2 separate regions of the Homo sapiens genome follow, and region 2 is linked to region 1. A link is an interaction called in ENCODE POLR2A ChIA-PET data of the cell type or tissue named here. Cell type or tissue: OCI-LY7. All regions are shown on one strand. Each heading gives the region's core, and the rest is flanking DNA. Links, peaks and the distances in the headings are about the cores only.

Region 1 (8,289 bases), core at 290-8,289:
ATGATCACTTAATAAAATTAATGAATTTATTATTTCCTTATATTTCACTCCAATGCAAAAAAGTTTTCATTTACCTTAAATTCCAACTTGGGTTTTTGTTAAAAAATTAAACTCCAAACAAAATAAGTTTATTCAAAACGTCCTTCTGATAGCCTTCAATCCATTAAAAAACCTAGTTTAGACACTGTAGCAATTAAACTCTCTTTATTTTTTACTAATATCTTTAAAAATATATATTTGACATGTGGAAAGAAGTAAAACTGGCAAAGAAAAAGACAAAAGAACATTTGAGCCAGACATGGTGGCTCACACCTGTAATCCCAGCACTGCGGGAGGCTGAGGTAGCAGGTTTGCTTGAATCCAGGAGTTTGAGACAAGCCTTGGCAACACAGTGAGACCTTGTCTCTACAAGAAAACTGACCAGGTATGGTGGCACAGGCCTGGACTCCCAGCTACTCAGGAGGCTGAGGTGGGAGAATCACTTGAGCGCGGAAAGTTGAGGCTGCAATGGGCCATGTTTGCACCTCTGTACTCCAGCCTAGGTGACAGAGCAAGACCATTCACAGACCTAAACTCTTTTGAGACAGAGTCCCAAAAAAAAAAAAAAAAAAAACTGAGAGTCCTTAATTTCTTTTAGAGCTGGAGAAAACAATCGTGCTCATCCCTAAGTAACCTCTAGATACCTCTGCCAGCAACAGCAGTGCTTAGACAGACACATTGCTTTCAGAGTTCCCTCCTAAGGGTTCTTCTAAATGATGTCATATAATCCTGGTCAAATTTGGAACTGTAGGCAGCAGGCAGGTTTATCAAACCTCACTAAGGGCACTAAGGCGATGGTTACTACTGCTACCATGTGCCCCCAGCATAGGGACAAGAGACAGTAGGGCATTTGAACAGGCTCCTCACAAGAGGAACAAAAAGCAGAACTGATGCCATTCTGACATCAAACCTCATTGTATGCTACACTAGCATTTTACGTAGGGACATCTTATGCTCCTTAACAACTGTATAACCCATTAGATGCCACCCCCTCATACTAGACACTGGGGCACTGCAGGAGACAGCTCTCCAGGAGCCTGCAATCTAAAGGCGGGGGCAGATATGTCAACAAAATAATAATAGCACTTGAACAATAATGATAATCACAGCACTATATCATAGAAAAAAGGCCAATTTCTGTATTTCACTTGGAAATGTTTTATTTGCTGAATAAGTAATACATTCTTGTGGTTCAAAACTTTAAAACTAGAAAAAGGTATTCAGAGAAGTCCAGGAACAGCCGCCCGCTTCCTCTTCCTAGAGGTAACTAGCACTGAAGAAAGCACCAACTTCCGGCCATGGGAGCCACAAGATACCAAAGAGAAAAACTAGCCTCATACCCGAATAATGACAAGATAAACTTGACCCTGACTCAGGATGATCAGAGACTTACTTCATTCCAACTATTCTCCACAAGGTCACCAATGAACGCTTGCCTGCTTGCCAAATCTAAAAGGATGCTTTCTAGTCCCCATCTTCCTCAATACCCCTACAGCATTTCCCCCTCTATTTGAAACTTTGTCCTCTTTGAATTCTTTATGACATTACTTTCATGCTTTTCTTCCAAATTATCTAGCCTTTTGTTCTATCTTCTTTGTCTCATTTTTTTTTAATGTCTCTCTTTTTTTTTTTTTTTTTTTTTTCCAGAAATAGGTATCACTATGTTGCCCAGGTCTCAAATTCCTAGCTTCAAGCAATCCTCCCACCATAGCCTCCCAAAGTGTTGGGATTACAGGCATGAGCCACTGTACTCAGCTCTCCAGTTATAATTTCTAAGCAGATCTCCTTATACCTAAACACCCAAAGGATACTGATATATCCTGTATACTACCAATCTACCAACTTTCTTTTTTCGGGGGGTGGTGGGCATTCTGGCAAAAACCGGAGAGCCTGCTAGACAAATTCTAAGAGCTGTAACACTTATATACTACCGATTTTCTACAGGAATAATTTTCTACAGGAATAAATTAAAACACATAATAAATTAAAACACTTATATACTACCAATTTTCTACAGGAATAATTTAAAAGTCCCATCTGCCAAGGGACTCTTAAGCTTTAGCTTTTAGAGCAGAAAGGCATATTTTAGATTAGTTTGTTATAGGCAAGTAATAACTTATAAGAAGAAATGAGACCCAAAATTATTTTGCCTGGTTATGGATTTCTCTGCCATATTTTGAAGGCCATCTAACACACTGATAAAAACTTTATTAGGTATGATTACAAAAACAACAGTTGGCATTCACCTTACTTTCACCAGTATGTTGCTCCATTCACCCTGTGGTGCAACAGCTTCAATTAATTTTTCTTTCCTTTTTTTTTTTTTTGAGACTGAGTCTTGCTCTGTCGCCCAGGCTGGAGTGCAGTGGCACCATCTCAGCTCACTGCAAAATCCACGTCCCAGGTTCAAGCAGTTCTCATGCCTCAGCCTCCTGAGTAGCTGGGATTACAGGCGCATGCCACCATGCTCGGCTAATTTTTGTATTTTTAGTAGAGATGGTGTTTCACCATTTTGGCCAGGCTGGTCTCGAACCCCTGACTTCAAGTGATCCGCCTGCCTCGGCCTCCCAAAGTGCTGGGATTACAGGCTTGAGCCATCATGCCAGGCTCAATTTCACTGCTGTCGGTATCCTTCAATATATAGCTTTCTATACAAATGATATTTAAAATATGTTGATTATGCTATAAAGGACATTTTGGGAACAAATGGTGAAATCTGAATATGGGATTATATATTACAGAGAGGGTAATAAAGCAAATGTTGGAAAATGCTCATATAATATAAGCAAACAAATACAATATGCTGATAGAGAAAAGATAGTATTAAATTAACACTTAAAAATGTTGAGGCCAGGCGCTGTGGCTCACCCCTGTAATCCCAGCACTCTGGAAGGCTGAGGCGGGCAGATCGCCTGAGGTCAAGAGTTCAAGACCAGTCTGGCCAACATGGCGAAACCCTGTCTCTACTAAAAATACAAAAAGTAGCCAGGCGTGGTGGCATGCGCCTGTAATCCCAGCTCCTTGGGAGGGTGAGGCAGGAGAACTGCTTGAACCCAAGAGGCAGAGGTTGCAGTGAGCCAAGATCGCGCCCCTGCACTCCAGCCTGGGCAACAGAGCGAGACTCTCATTTAAAAAAGAAAAAATTACAAAAATGAGCCAGCATGGTGATGTGCACCTATAATCCCAGCTACTCTGGAGGCTGAGGCAAGAGAATCACTTGAACTCAGGAGGCGGAAATTGCAGTGAGCCGAGATAGCACCATTGCACTCCAGCCAGGGCAACAGAGCTGTCTTGAAAAAAAAAAAAAAACAAAAAACTTTTACCTGCTGTGGTTAAATTAATACCTTAATGTAACTTTTCTGGAAAAACTAGGTATATATAAGAATTAAACTTCTTGGGCAAGTTTACTAGAATACCAAAGTTTACTTAACCAATTTCCAGCTCTCCATATTAACAGTGTTCTCCACTCCTGTGAAGCCTACAGTATAGCTAATGCCCACCACAGTTCTCTAGTGTGCCCAGGCACTTATGTTCACTCCAACAGGGAGGGGTGCTTACCAAGAGTTAGTTGTGTTTGTCACCAAACCTGATTGTGCCAGCCACACTTGTTGCAATTTTGTAATTTTGTTAAACTGTACATTAGATGAAATGACTAAGTAGATTAAATGATTCAAAAAGAGAACTGTTTCTCTGAAGACTAAGTTGAATGCTTTGGAAAGACAATAAACACAGTTTTGCTTTTTCTGCTTTAAAACAAACTGCTTTTGGACAGGCGCCATGGCTCACGCCTGTAATCCCAGCATTTTCGGAGGCCAAGTTGAGTGGATTACATGAGGTCAGGAGTTCGAGACCAGCCTGGCCAACATGGTAAAACCCTATCTCTGCAAAAAATACAGAAATTAGCCAGGCACGGTGGCAGGCACCTGTAATCCCAGCTACTTGGGAGGCTGAGGCAGGAGAATCTGGGAGGCGAAGGCTGCAGTGAGCCGAGATTGCTCCATTGCACTCCAACCTGGGTGACACAGTGAGACTCTGTCTCAAAAAAAAAAAAAAAAATCTGCTTTTGGACTAGATATTACAATTGGAGATAACTATGACTTACGGGAAATATTAAATTAAGAATTCTTTATAAGACACTTGCCAAACAATCTAAGTTCTTACTCCACTTTCAAAAACCCAAAAATGTAAACTGTAAATTATGCATTATTGAGATGGTTTCTAAAAGAAAGGCTAAAAAAGAAAAAGAATAAGAAAACCTGAAAGCACTGCAACTAGCATACTCAAAAGAAAAAGAAAAGAATGTGGAACAAAAGGTATCATACCTTTTACAGAAGCAGGAAGAGAAAGAGAACAGAGAAATACAATCTGTTTATTTGGTTCTGTGATGAAGCAAGGTTTTAGTTCTTTGCAAAAGTAGATATCCATAGGTTAACTGTAATTTAAGTAGCAAGAGCAATAAAGTTTGAAAGATAAAGGAGAATATGAAGCTCATATTGTAAAGTTGGTCCTTCTCAACCAAGTCGATTAAAAAATTAAGAGAAGGTGGGACTAGTTATAAGAGAAATAATTCCAAACAGCCATATAGCTGCAATTGACGGGGATGAGACTATGGTTATGCATTTTAGGGGAAGATGAGTACAGGAAAAACAATGGGAGAAAGCAGTACCATGAAATTACACCATTGGTCTTATACTCTTTATGAAGCAAAGTAACAGTAACTTTCAAAAAATAATCTTTACGCTTTCATGTAAAAACAGAATAGCCAAGAGGGATACTCGTAAATAAATATTCCAAACACTTGTAAATGTCTTTAATATTTCAAACATGAATTATACATAAATTCACGAGGCTCTCTAATATAGATTCACGGCTACTCCAATTTAATTGCCTGAGACACCTGTTATTATTTAAGTAATCTTAACTCTTTACTAAAATCACTAAAGGACTAGCTATTCAGTAAGTGTCTCTTTTTCAATTCATTTCCCACATGCTGCCTGCTTTTGGCCATTTCACAGTAAATGAACTACAGAATGGGCTGCTGAGGAGGAAATGAAAAGTGAAATTCAAATAATCATGGCCTGTCTCCATCCTTTCAAACACCTCCCTCCCCCGCCACCACCACTTCATGTGAAACCAATTTTTTTTTCTTTTTTTTTTTTTTTTGAGACTCAAGTCTCGCTCTATCACCCAGGATGGAGTGCAGTAGCACGATCTCGGCTCACTGCAACCTCCAACTCCCGGGTTCAAGCGATTCTCCTGCCTCAGTCTCCTGAGTAGCTGGGATTACACGCGCGAGCCACCATGCCCAGCTAATTTTTGTATTTTTAGTAGAGACGGGGTTTCACCATGTTTGGTCAGGCTGGTCTCCTGATTTGCCCGCCTCGGCCTCCCAAAGCACTGGGATTACAGGCGTGAGCCACCGCACCCGGCCAATGTGAAACCAAATTTTTAAACTTTTGAAGGAGTTACTTGCTTGACTAGAATCACTGTAAGGTTGTTTTGTTTTGTTTTCAATAGCATGCTTCTTTACTGCACATTAAGTACATCTGAAAACACATATCTACGTATTAAGTATAAATGTATTAACTACTAGATAGTAAATCTGACAAAGGAGATAAACTACCTGAATTAGCTTAAGATCAGAAAAAAGAATTTTACCATTATTTTACTTACCTAGATTGGTCCTATCTTACACATCTGAACAAAACCTGTATCTTTCTAAGTGCAGAAACATGCCTAATTTTACTCCTCCAGAAATTTTAAGAGTAAAAACATTCCAAGCACCCATATTCAGTAATGTGGGTCTTTATGTGTGATACAGTTGTCATAATTCCAAAGTGGATACTTTCACCATAATCAGTGCTAAGATATAAATTCCAGTTAAAAACATTTCTAAGCCAAAAAAAAATCATTTTTTGTGCTATCAATAAAAAAATTGAGATTAAGAATATAAACAAAACTATCTGCTATTTTGCTATTCTAAGTTGGATGATTTAAGTCTGCTATGTTTAAAAAAACACACAAAAAAAAACCTTTACTAAGATAACTTTAAAGACACTGAGTTTATTTTGTGAAATTCTCAGGGAAAATATTAGCATCACATTAGCTCCACTCTTAAACGTTCACAGGATTTTATTAGTATCTTGATATTTAAATGGCCTGGTTATACTACTGTTTAGAAAACATGCACAAAGATGTTTCTCATTTGTGGAGATCTGAGAGGCTTCAAAAAAGTCTGACAAGAGGATGAGTTGCTAGTAAGGTTTTCTTAGAGGTAAGCATCCTTCCTGACCAACGAGATGGTTATTTAAGCAGTCTTTAAGCAAAACTACCATATAGTTTTATAGCCTATGCATTTCCTCTACTTATAAAAACTACTTCACACACACGTTGCCAGTAATTTCCTCTATCACTCCTAGGAAGGCCTGTCATGAAATGTGCAAATAGATATCATTTTACTTTGTAAACCTTGCTATAACTGAATTAGTTATGCTTCACTTAATAATGGGGATACATTCTTAGAAATATTAGGCAACTTCATTCTGCGAACATTGTAAACTGCTCTTAAACAAACCTAGATGGCACAACCGACTACACACCTATGCCAAATGGGATAGCCTGTTGCTCCTAGGCTACAAAACCTGTACAGCATGTTACTGTACTATATACTGCAGACGATTAGAACACAGTGGAATGTATTTGTGTGTCTAAACATACCTAAACATAGAAAAGGTAATACTCTGCCCTCTGACATTAGGACAGCTAGGACATAACTAGGTAACAGGAATTCTTCAGCTCCATTATAATCTTATGGGATATATGTGGTCCATCATTGAACAAAACATCATTATTCAGTGCAGTAAGACTTAAGGCATTTCCATAAGTAGTATCAAGAAAAATTTCCACTAATGATATCCTTAGGTTTTCTTCTTTGTTCTTGCTTATTCTCTACTGGATATACAGTATCAGAAAATGAAAACCTATGAGTAAAAGCATTTATTCTTAAGAACAGCACAGTCTTTATTGTGGAGTTCCCATTGCAAAAGACATTTAAAATGTATTGTCTAAAAGGAGATTATTAACATAATTATTTAAAATGTTCATTTCTACCTATTGTGTAATGAGATACATTTTTCCAAAAAAAATTTTTTTTTTTTTTTTTTTTTTTGAGACTGAGTTTGGCTCTTGTTGCCCAGGCTGGAATGCAATGGCTTGATCTTGGCTCACTGCACCCTCCGCCTCCGGGGTTCAAGCAATTCTCCAGTCTCAGCCTCCCAAGTAGCCACAATTACAGGCATGGGCCACCATGCCCGGCTAATTTTGTATTTTTAGTAGAGACGGGGTTTCTTCATGTTGGTTAGGCTGGTCTTGAACTCCTGACCTCAGGCGATCCGCCTGCCTCAGCCTCCCAAAATGCTGGGATTACAGGCGTGAGCCACCATGCCCGGCCTAAACTGGATTTTTAAGTTCCTGTGTTGATAATATCAAAACTGTATTCAATGTACAATAATAACTATTTTCAAAGCTGACTTTTACATATGGAATCCATCCATTTACTTAAGTAGAAACAATAAAATTCGGTATTTCAGGCTTATTTCCTTATCAATCAATGTTGGTAAGGAAATATAAAAATATCAATGGTTGTAAAACTGCTCTAAAAAATAACGTCTCTCAATCGTTCAGCTATTAAGTGTTTGCACTGTTCAGTTTTATTTTAAGAAGTCTATCTAAAAGGAACAGGACATTTGAGAGCTTTTCAGTAAGAACATCCACTTAAACAATAAACCTAGCTCAATCTTCTGGCCCAATACTTAATTTGCAGGGAATACAACTTGGGAGAAAAAGGATCAGAAATATATGTCTATGTTGGTAAAGATTCAGTCAGGATTCCTTATATATGTTAATAATTCAAAACTCTTCCCTACTTTTCATGAAATGGTCATAACCCTAAGCAAGATTTTGTATTTTGATTAGGCAGTGACTCACCTGAGTAGGAAACTGGAATACAGCCTATTAACTATGGATTCCAGAGTTTAAAATTCAGGAAGAAGAAGTAAATTTCATTAACTTTCAGGGACAATGCAAAAACAAAAAGACTAAAAATAAAAATGTCCTATGTTTACGCATTCAATAAAAATTTATTCATATACTGTCACCAAAATATGTACACAAAACATCACCGTAATTACAACTTCGCAATCACCAAAATGATTCCATATCCATCACCAATTCACTGGGAAAGTAAGTGTT
Region 2 (8,302 bases), core at 99-8,098, 520 kb after region 1:
AGGTTGGCTGCCTGTGGAGGAAGGGAGTTCAGGTAAAGGGTGAGCAGTAGAAATATTGTAGAGGACATTCAAAGATTTTTAACTGGTAGTTAAACCAGATGATCCTAAAATGCTATTTATATTCTGAGACTCCATTAAATATTTGAGCACCTACTGTTTCCATAACAATGTGAGCATCACAGCAGACAGATTCAGCAGTGTGAGAAACGAGATGACTACCCATGCTGGAGTATTCCAATCTCATGGTGGTGGTGGTAAAATAAAAATTAAAAAAGAAAAAAGTTGGCAAATAACATTATAATTCTATACAATAAAATGCAGGATATTTAAGCTATTTATTCATTCAATAAATATTTGAATGCCAATAAACTTCATAAGTGTCAGCATCACCATTGTAGTTGAAGAGAGAACAACACAATTTTTTAGGAGAAGGTGGAGTTGAGCTACACCGTAAAGACTTTATGGGACTGTGGGCCGGGCATGATGGCTCACATCTGTAATCCCAGCACTTTGGGAGGCTGAGGCGGACAGATCACTTGAGGTCAGCAGTTCGAGACCAGCCTGGCCAACACGTGAAACCCCGTCTCTACCAAAAATACAAAATTTAGCCAGGCGTGGTGGTGCATGCCTGTAATTTCAGCTACTTGGGAAGGTGAGGCACAAGAATTGCTTGAACCCAGGAGGTGGAAGTTGCAGTGAGCCAAGATCATGCCACTGTACTCCAGCCTGGGTGACAGACTGAGACTCTGTCTCAAAAAAAAAAAGAAAAAAAAAAAAGGCTTTATGGGACTATATTGGTGAACTCTAGAGCATCCAGTGAGGGGCTGTGGGATGAGTGAAAGCTAATTTCTAAGAATCACGAGGTGTGCTCTGAGGACAAAGAGGAAACCTTAGGGAAGTGGCACCAAGTGAAACCAGAAAGGAGACTGGGATCATATTGTGGTTGACCTTAAATATTACCTTAGTGTTGAGGAGTCACCTGTGTAACTGAGGAGAGAGGAGGAGGTGTGCATGACTCCAGCAGGTTGGAAAAAGCCAGTGCCTCTGCCAGACAGGAATGTGGAACGGGTGGAAAGTGGTGTGATCTTAGATGTGTAGAGTGTGATATTTTGGAAATCCTATTGGAAACAGTCAGTCAGGAAGGATGTCCTAGCTAAGAAGACATTTGAAGTTTTGAAAGTGGCTCATCTATTTCCTGATTGATACATACCATTAGTTCAGTTTGGGTCTATTATTTTTTGGGTCCAGTTTTTTTTTTAAAATGAATTGATAGGCATGTTTACCAGAGTGCTATTACTTTGTTTTTGGAGATGTCACTTTCTCATTTTTACCTGAATTGTGACTTACTTTGCCACTGTTGTGGAAGCGTTCTTACATTCTGACTTCACAGTACAAGATGTCACTTGATGTCACCAAGAGTTAAGAAAAGCTATTTTAAGTATGCTGGAAAAGGAATCTATTTCAGTGTTTGCGGGAGTCACTATTTTGAAGCAAACTAAGAATTTCTAAGGAGCTTGGAGACTTGCACATCTTCTGATATTGGGAGGTCTTAGGTTAAAAGACTTTTTTATTTGGATTCATTAATTGAGTGTAGGTCATTGTTAATGGAAAATCGTTGAACACTTAATAAATACAGCTATGTTTAAAGTTCTTAAAAATTTAAATACAGATTAGGAAGCCCAAATTTCAGAGGAACTGGTAGAGGATTTGTGCTTTGTTTTTAATGTTTTAAACAGCCCTGTGGTTATAGTTTAGAAAGGTCATAGTTTTGACGGTCCTCTATTAAAAGAAAGTGATTTTTCCATCAGAATACAGTTGAGTGCCACAGTGTATAGAGAAGCCATAGCTAATACTTTAAAATGTTTTACTTTTAAAATTTCAAAACAAACTGTAGGTTTTAAAAGTTTTCTCTCTCACAGTTTTAACCCAATCTGAGAAATAAAAAAGTAAAAAAAAATAAATGTATAATTTTGATCTCTCTAGGCTGAGCCCCTAGAGTGTAGCCCTTTATTCCTTGAAGGAGGCATCCCTTTAGTGAGTTTAAATTTATGAAGCCAGTCCCATGAAGGCTGCCTACTCATGTCTCCCTTGCCTTCAGTCTGTGTGTGCTTTGCTTTTAATTTGAGAAATAATCACTTGGTTGTGGTCTTGTGGACCAAATACTGTGTTATCTATAGACAAATTGAAATGTACTTTAAACATTATTTTATTATTTTTGACAAAAATTATACATATTTATGGCATACGGTGTGATATTTAAGTGATGTGTAATGGTCAAATTAGGGTAAGTAGTATATCAGTCACTTCAAACATTTTTCATTTCTTTGTATTGGGAACATTAAAAATTTTCTCTTCCAGCCATTTGAAAATACACAATACATTAGTATTTGTTTTCACCCTACAGGGCCTTAGACCACTAGAACTTAATTCTTCCTATCTAGCTGTAATTTTGTGTCTGTTAACCAATCTCTTCCTACCTTCCCCTTCCCAGTCTCTGGTAAGCACTGGCTTACTCTCTACTTCTATGAGATCAACTTTTTATTTTTATTTATTTATTTATTTTTTGAGACAGAGTCTTGCTCTGTCGCCCAGGCTGGAGTGTAATGGTGCGTGATCTCGGCTCACTGCAGCCTCCACCTCCCGTGTTCAAGTGATTCTCCTCCCTCAGCCTCCTGAGTAGCTGGGATTACAGGTGTCTGCCACCATGCCTGGCTAATTTTTTTGTATTTTTAGTAAAGATGGGGTTCACCTTGTTGGCCAGGCTGGTTTTGAACTCCTGACCTCAAGAGATCCCCGCCTTGGCCTCCTAAAGTGCTACGATTACATGTGTGAGCCACCGCCCCCGGCCAAGATCAACTTTTTAATTTAGTTATTTTTTTTTTTTTTTTTTTGAGACAGGTGCTCTGTTGCCCAAGCTGGAGTGCAGTGGTGTGATCTTGGTTCATTGCAGCCTCCACCTCCCATGCTCATATGTTTCTTCCACCTCAGTGTCCTGAGTAGCTGAGACCATAGACCCATGCCACCATACCTGGCTTTTGTTTTTTTGGTAGAGATGGTTCTCCCTGTGTTGCCCAGGTTGGTCCCAAACTCCTGGGCTGAAGCAGTCCTCCTTCCTTGGTCTCCCAAAAAGTGCTGGGATTACAGGCATGAGCCACCACAGCCAGCCAGATCAACTTTTTTAGCTTCCATGTACAAGTGAGAACATGCTGTATTTATCTTTCTGTACCTAACTTATTTCACTTCACATAACGTCCTCCAGGGTCATTCATGTTGCCTGAATAGTATTCAATTGTGTGTATAGACCACGTTTTCTTTACCTGTTCATCAGTTGCTGGACACTTAGATTGATTCCAATATTTTGTCTATTGTGAATAAGGCCGCAGTGAACATGGGAACGCAGATATTTCGTTGATGTGCTGATTTCTTTTCCATTGGGTGTATATGCAGCAGTGGGGTTGCTGGATGTATGATTGTTCTGCTTTTTTTAATTTTTTTTTAATTTTTTTTGAGAGAGTCTCACCCTGTCACCCAGGCTGGAGTGCAGTAGCACGATCTTAGCTCACTGCAAAGTCCACCTCCTGGGTTCAAACAATTCTTGTGCCTCAGCCTCCCAAGTAGCTGGGAGTACAGGTATGTGCTACCATACCTGGCTAATTTTTGTATTTTTAGTAGAGACAGGTTTACCATGTTGGCCAGGCTGGTCTCGAACTCCTGGCCTCAGGTGATCCACCCGCCTCTGCCTCCTAAAGTGCTAGAATTACAGGCTTTTTATTTTTTGAAGAAACTTCATTCTGTTTTCTATAATTGCTGTACTAATTTGCATTCCCACCAGGGGTGCACAAGAAGAGTTCTCCTTTCTCCACATCCTCACCAGCATCTGTTATTTTTTGTCTTTTTGGTAACAGCTATTCTAACTGGGGTGAGATGACATCACAGTGTGGTTTTGATTTGCGTTTTTCTTATGAATAATGATGTTGAACATATTTTCATATGTTTCTTGGCCATTTGTATGTCTTCTTTTGAGAACTCTCTATTTAGATCATTTTCTCATTTTTAAATTGGATTATTTGGTTTTTGTCTGTTGCGTTTCTTATATATCGTATATTTTACTCCCTTGGTGGATGAATAGTTTGCACATATTTTCTCCCATTCTGTAGTTGTCGCTTCACTTTTTTCATTGCTTCTGTTGCTGTGCAGAAGCTTTTAGTCTGATATAATTTTATTTGTCTATTTTTGCTTTTGTTGCATGAGTTCTCAGCCATAAAATCTTTGCCCAGACCAATGTCGGGAAGCCTTTTTCCTGTGTTTGTTTGTAGTAGTTTCAGAGTTTTGGCCTTACATTTAAGTCTTTAATCCATTAGAGATGATTTTTATATATGGAGAGACATAGGGGTCTACTTCCACTCTGCTGCCCATGGTTACACTGTTTCCTCAGTGGTGTTTGTTGAAGAGACTGTATGTATGTTCTTTTTGCCTTTGTTGAAAATCAGTTGGCTACATGTATGTGGATTTATTTCTGTTCTTTTGGTCCATGTGTCTGTTTTTATGTCACTCCCATGCTGATGCTGTTTTGGTTACTGTAGCTTTGTTTTTTGTTTCTGTTTTTGTTTTTTTGTTTGTTTTTGTTTTTAGTAGACGGAGCCTCACTCTGCCACCCAGGCTGCCCAGGCTGGAGTGAAGTGGCGCCATCTCGGCTCACTGCAATTTCCGCCTCCCAGGTTCAGGCCATTCTCCTGCCTCAGCCTCCCAAGTAGCTGGGACTACAGGCACCCGCCACAACGCCTGGCTAAGTTTTTTTTGTATTTTTAGTAGAGACGTGGTTTCACTGTGTTAGCCAGGATGGTCTTGATCTCCTGACCTTGTGATCCACCCGTCTTGGCCTCCCGAAGTGCTGGGATTACAGGCATGAGCCACCGTGCCCGGCCTGCTTTGCGTTTTTTAAAGTCAGGTAGTGGGATGCCTCTAGCTTCGTTTATTTTGTTTAGTGTCACTTTGGCTATTTGAGGTCTTTTGTGGTTTCATATAAATTTTAGGATTTTTTTTCCATTTCTGTGAAGAATGTCCTTGGTGTCTAGATAAGGATGCATTCGATCTGTAGATCACTTTGGGCAATAGGAAATGTACTTAATTTTTATTTAGAAAGTTAAGCAAAAATATCAACCAGTATTAAAAATGTTTTAAATATGTGTTAGACATTTAGACATCTTTAAAATCTTTTAAATATATGTAGACATTTATATTTAAAACATTTAAAAATACATGTCTATGTTTAGTTATGTTTATGCCTGCATGATTTAAAGAAAGAAATGATCTGGGTCCAATGAGATAACTTGTTAATAAACTGTTTATCATTCATAATCAGCCTTGTTACCCTAGAATAGGACACTTATTTTAATGTCTGACTTGGTTTCTTTTAAATTTATGGCTTTTATTTCTTTTTTTCCCTTAATCTTCTGACTACTCATTGTTAGAGAACTTCTTGATATTTTCAATTAGTTTCCAGAGCTTCTGCTCTGGTTAGCTGTTTTTTTAGCGCCAACTCTGAAATAATTTCCCAGGTTCCTGGTCCTTCCTCTGAGAGATTTAGTCCTTCATCCCATGTAGCGGAGCAAAAGGAGAGAGGTCATTGGCCTCACATTACTTTTCTATGTTGGTTGACTTAATATTATTACTTTTCCCAAGAAGGAATACATTTTTACAGTAGGAAAACTTTTTTTTTCTTTTCTTGAATTTAGCTGTTTGCCTTTGAAAGCTAGATCAAGCATACAAACACATGTATGTATGAGTATACATGTTCTCATGTTTCCCTGTTTATAAACTTTTCCTATAAGGATAGCCTAGGTAGTACATTCTTAATGTTTGCTATAGTTTTATATCTTGAATAAGTTAGTTCAGGAAAAGATTTGCTGACAATAGATGATAAATTCGTAGCTTGTGATGCAACATCATTTTAAAAAGCAAGTTTAAAAATTAAAGTTATTAGAAAAAGATGCAAAATGGTTTCTCCACATTCACCCTAGTTGGTTTCTCCCATAAACTGAGAATCTTGGAAGCTGATCTCCGGAGAATGTGGACGAGAAAACTATGTTTTAAACCTTTTTTTTATTCTACAGGAAATGAATTTGTTTGCCCTTTTTCCTGTGGTGCCATTGTGTCTGAATTTTCTTTCTGTTCTTATAATAGGCAGAATGAATAAGAAAGCCACACATTTGCGAATCCTCTGGATGCTGTGTGGGGCTATGCTGTGAGGTTGAATAATTATGATTAATTGTAAGCTGGACCATGTGCATTTCAGAGAGTGGGTAGTAATTAAGTAAGAGTTAATGATTTTACCATTGGGCTACTGGTATGTATTTATGATACATAGCTCTATTATTCCTACAAGATATACTTCGTAATTGCACAGATGTTGTTGAACTCCAATTTCAAGCCATAAAAGTGTTTTGGGGCTGCTTTCTTTTTATATATCTTTGTAATTCACTAGCAAGCCCTAAGAAAGGTGATACTAAAAGCTGAATCAAAAAGAAAGCAGGTGGTCAGTGTGTGTGTATGTGCACACAGGTTAATCAGGAGGGGAATTTGCTTTTTTGATTTGTTGTTCACTTTGCTATGTTTTAAATGTATTTTTATAAAAGTGCAAAGATACACTTATTTTAATGCTTTAAAATAACTTGAAATGATTGAGCAATCGTAGGCTAGTTCTGAGCATGCCTTTAAATTCAGGAAAAAAGGGTTACTTTGTATGTTGGACTTTAGGTAGAAATATTTATTAATATTTGTACTGTTTGTAGCTTTGGTTGATTTATGGTCACCTATGTAGGTTTAGGTTTTGTACACTGTGGATAATTATATATGTTAACTTTTTAAAAGATTAATTTTTATTGAAGATACAGAGAAACAGTAACTAGCATTATTTATTTGATTGGCTGTTCAACTTACTTTATCACCTCTTCAGCTGTTTTCCAGTCCACAATTGCTCAATTATTTCACAGGCAAGTAAGTTATACCTTCATATTTTCCCAAAATGAGAATAATGATATCCATCTTGCAGCATTGCTATGATGACTAGCAACAGTGGTTTTTATTCATTGTGTCTGGTACTATATACCAGCATTAAGAAGCTTTCTGCAGCCATTAGCTCATAAAACCTCACTATAGCCCTCTAGGGTAAGAATTGTTGCCCCAGTTTTCCAGATAAGGAAATTAATCATCAAGGTTCACATGGCTTTGCCAAAGTTGGGTGAAATTCCTAAGGAGCTGAGCTAGGACTGTGCATGTAGAGCACCAGACATTGTGCCTCTCACACGATTGTCATCTTACACGTCCATATCGATCCTTTGGAAAAAGTAGGTAAAGAGCTACTTTTTATTTTTTCTTTTTCCTAAGTGTTTTTTAACCTTCCGTTGTATTAGGCTTTAAAAACAAAATGGTTGTCCTCTTCCTAAAGAATAATTTCTCTCTGATAGGGAAAATGTGTGTATATTTCAATATTTTGGTGGTATATTTGGAATAGGATTTGTTAAAATTGTTTTTAATTATTATTATTTTTCATATTAAACACAGCTTTCAAACACTTAGGCATAAACATACAATTAAATACACACATTTCTAGCCTATGGTTATGTTTCTGTATAGGTTATATACTGCATGAACAGATGCATACTACATTTCAGTGTCTTTATTAGAAATGTATCACAGCTGGGCACGGTGGCTCACGCCTGTAATCCGAGCACTTTGGGAGGCCGAGGCGGGCGGATCACGAGGTGAGGGGATCGAGACCATCCTGGCTAACACGGTGAAACCCCGTCTCTACTAAAAATACAAAAAATCAGCTGGGCGTGGTGGCGGGTGCCTGTAGTCCCAGCTACTCGGGGCGGGGGGGTAGGGGGGGCGCTGAGGCAGGGGAATGGTGTGAACCTGGGAGGCGGAGCTTGCAGTGAACCGAGATTGCGCCACTGCACTCCAGCCTGGGCGACAGAGCAAGACTCCGCCTCAAAAAAAAAAAAAAAAAAAAGAAAGAAATGTATCACATTTATTTCCCATCTTCATGTACGTGGATGAAAATAAATTCAGCAGTTTTTAGCTCTCTCCCGTCCCCATTTCATTATGGAAAATTGCGTACGGGGCCTTAGGAGTCAACAGGATTTTTGTGGTTGGTTCAAGATCCAGATTTTTTCCTAGACAGCCTATAATTGTATTCCGATTTGCCTTATGAGAAGTCTAGAAGGAAGGGATTCTAAAATAGTATTAATCTTGTGATTTGTCAAGTTAATTTTTCTGGTCATATTTGAAATTAAATTTA

What was found. ChIA-PET counts read pairs that join two places held together with the same protein. Peaks named below come from ENCODE experiments on the same cell type or tissue, not always from the same donor. Only the 100,000 strongest peaks of a DNase experiment are listed, where the experiment ranks them.
Region 2: POLR2A ChIA-PET joins it to region 1 with 9 read pairs; 3 of 35 experiments call an interaction of 5 or more read pairs at or near these places.

The regions. Positions count from the first base shown.
Region 1 is chr10:35,129,115-35,137,403 of GRCh38, reverse strand. The region is part of intron 1 of CREM (cAMP responsive element modulator); the gene reads right to left. It also overlaps the pseudogene RNU7-77P. Among named protein-coding and RNA genes, the nearest start is that of CREM, 6.4 kb to the right of the region's middle. RefSeq lists an enhancer at 807-856 and a silencer at 3,529-3,598. In OCI-LY7, for the core only: no CTCF peak of the experiment used is centred there; DNase peaks (open chromatin) are centred at 933, 1,303 and 5,133; H3K4me3 peaks cover 4,126 bases; H3K27ac peaks cover 3,389 bases.
Region 2 is chr10:34,611,520-34,619,821 of GRCh38, reverse strand. The region is part of intron 2 of PARD3 (par-3 family cell polarity regulator); the gene reads left to right. Among named protein-coding and RNA genes, the nearest start is that of PARD3, 200 kb to the left of the region's middle. In OCI-LY7, for the core only: no CTCF peak of the experiment used is centred there; no DNase peak of the experiment used is centred there.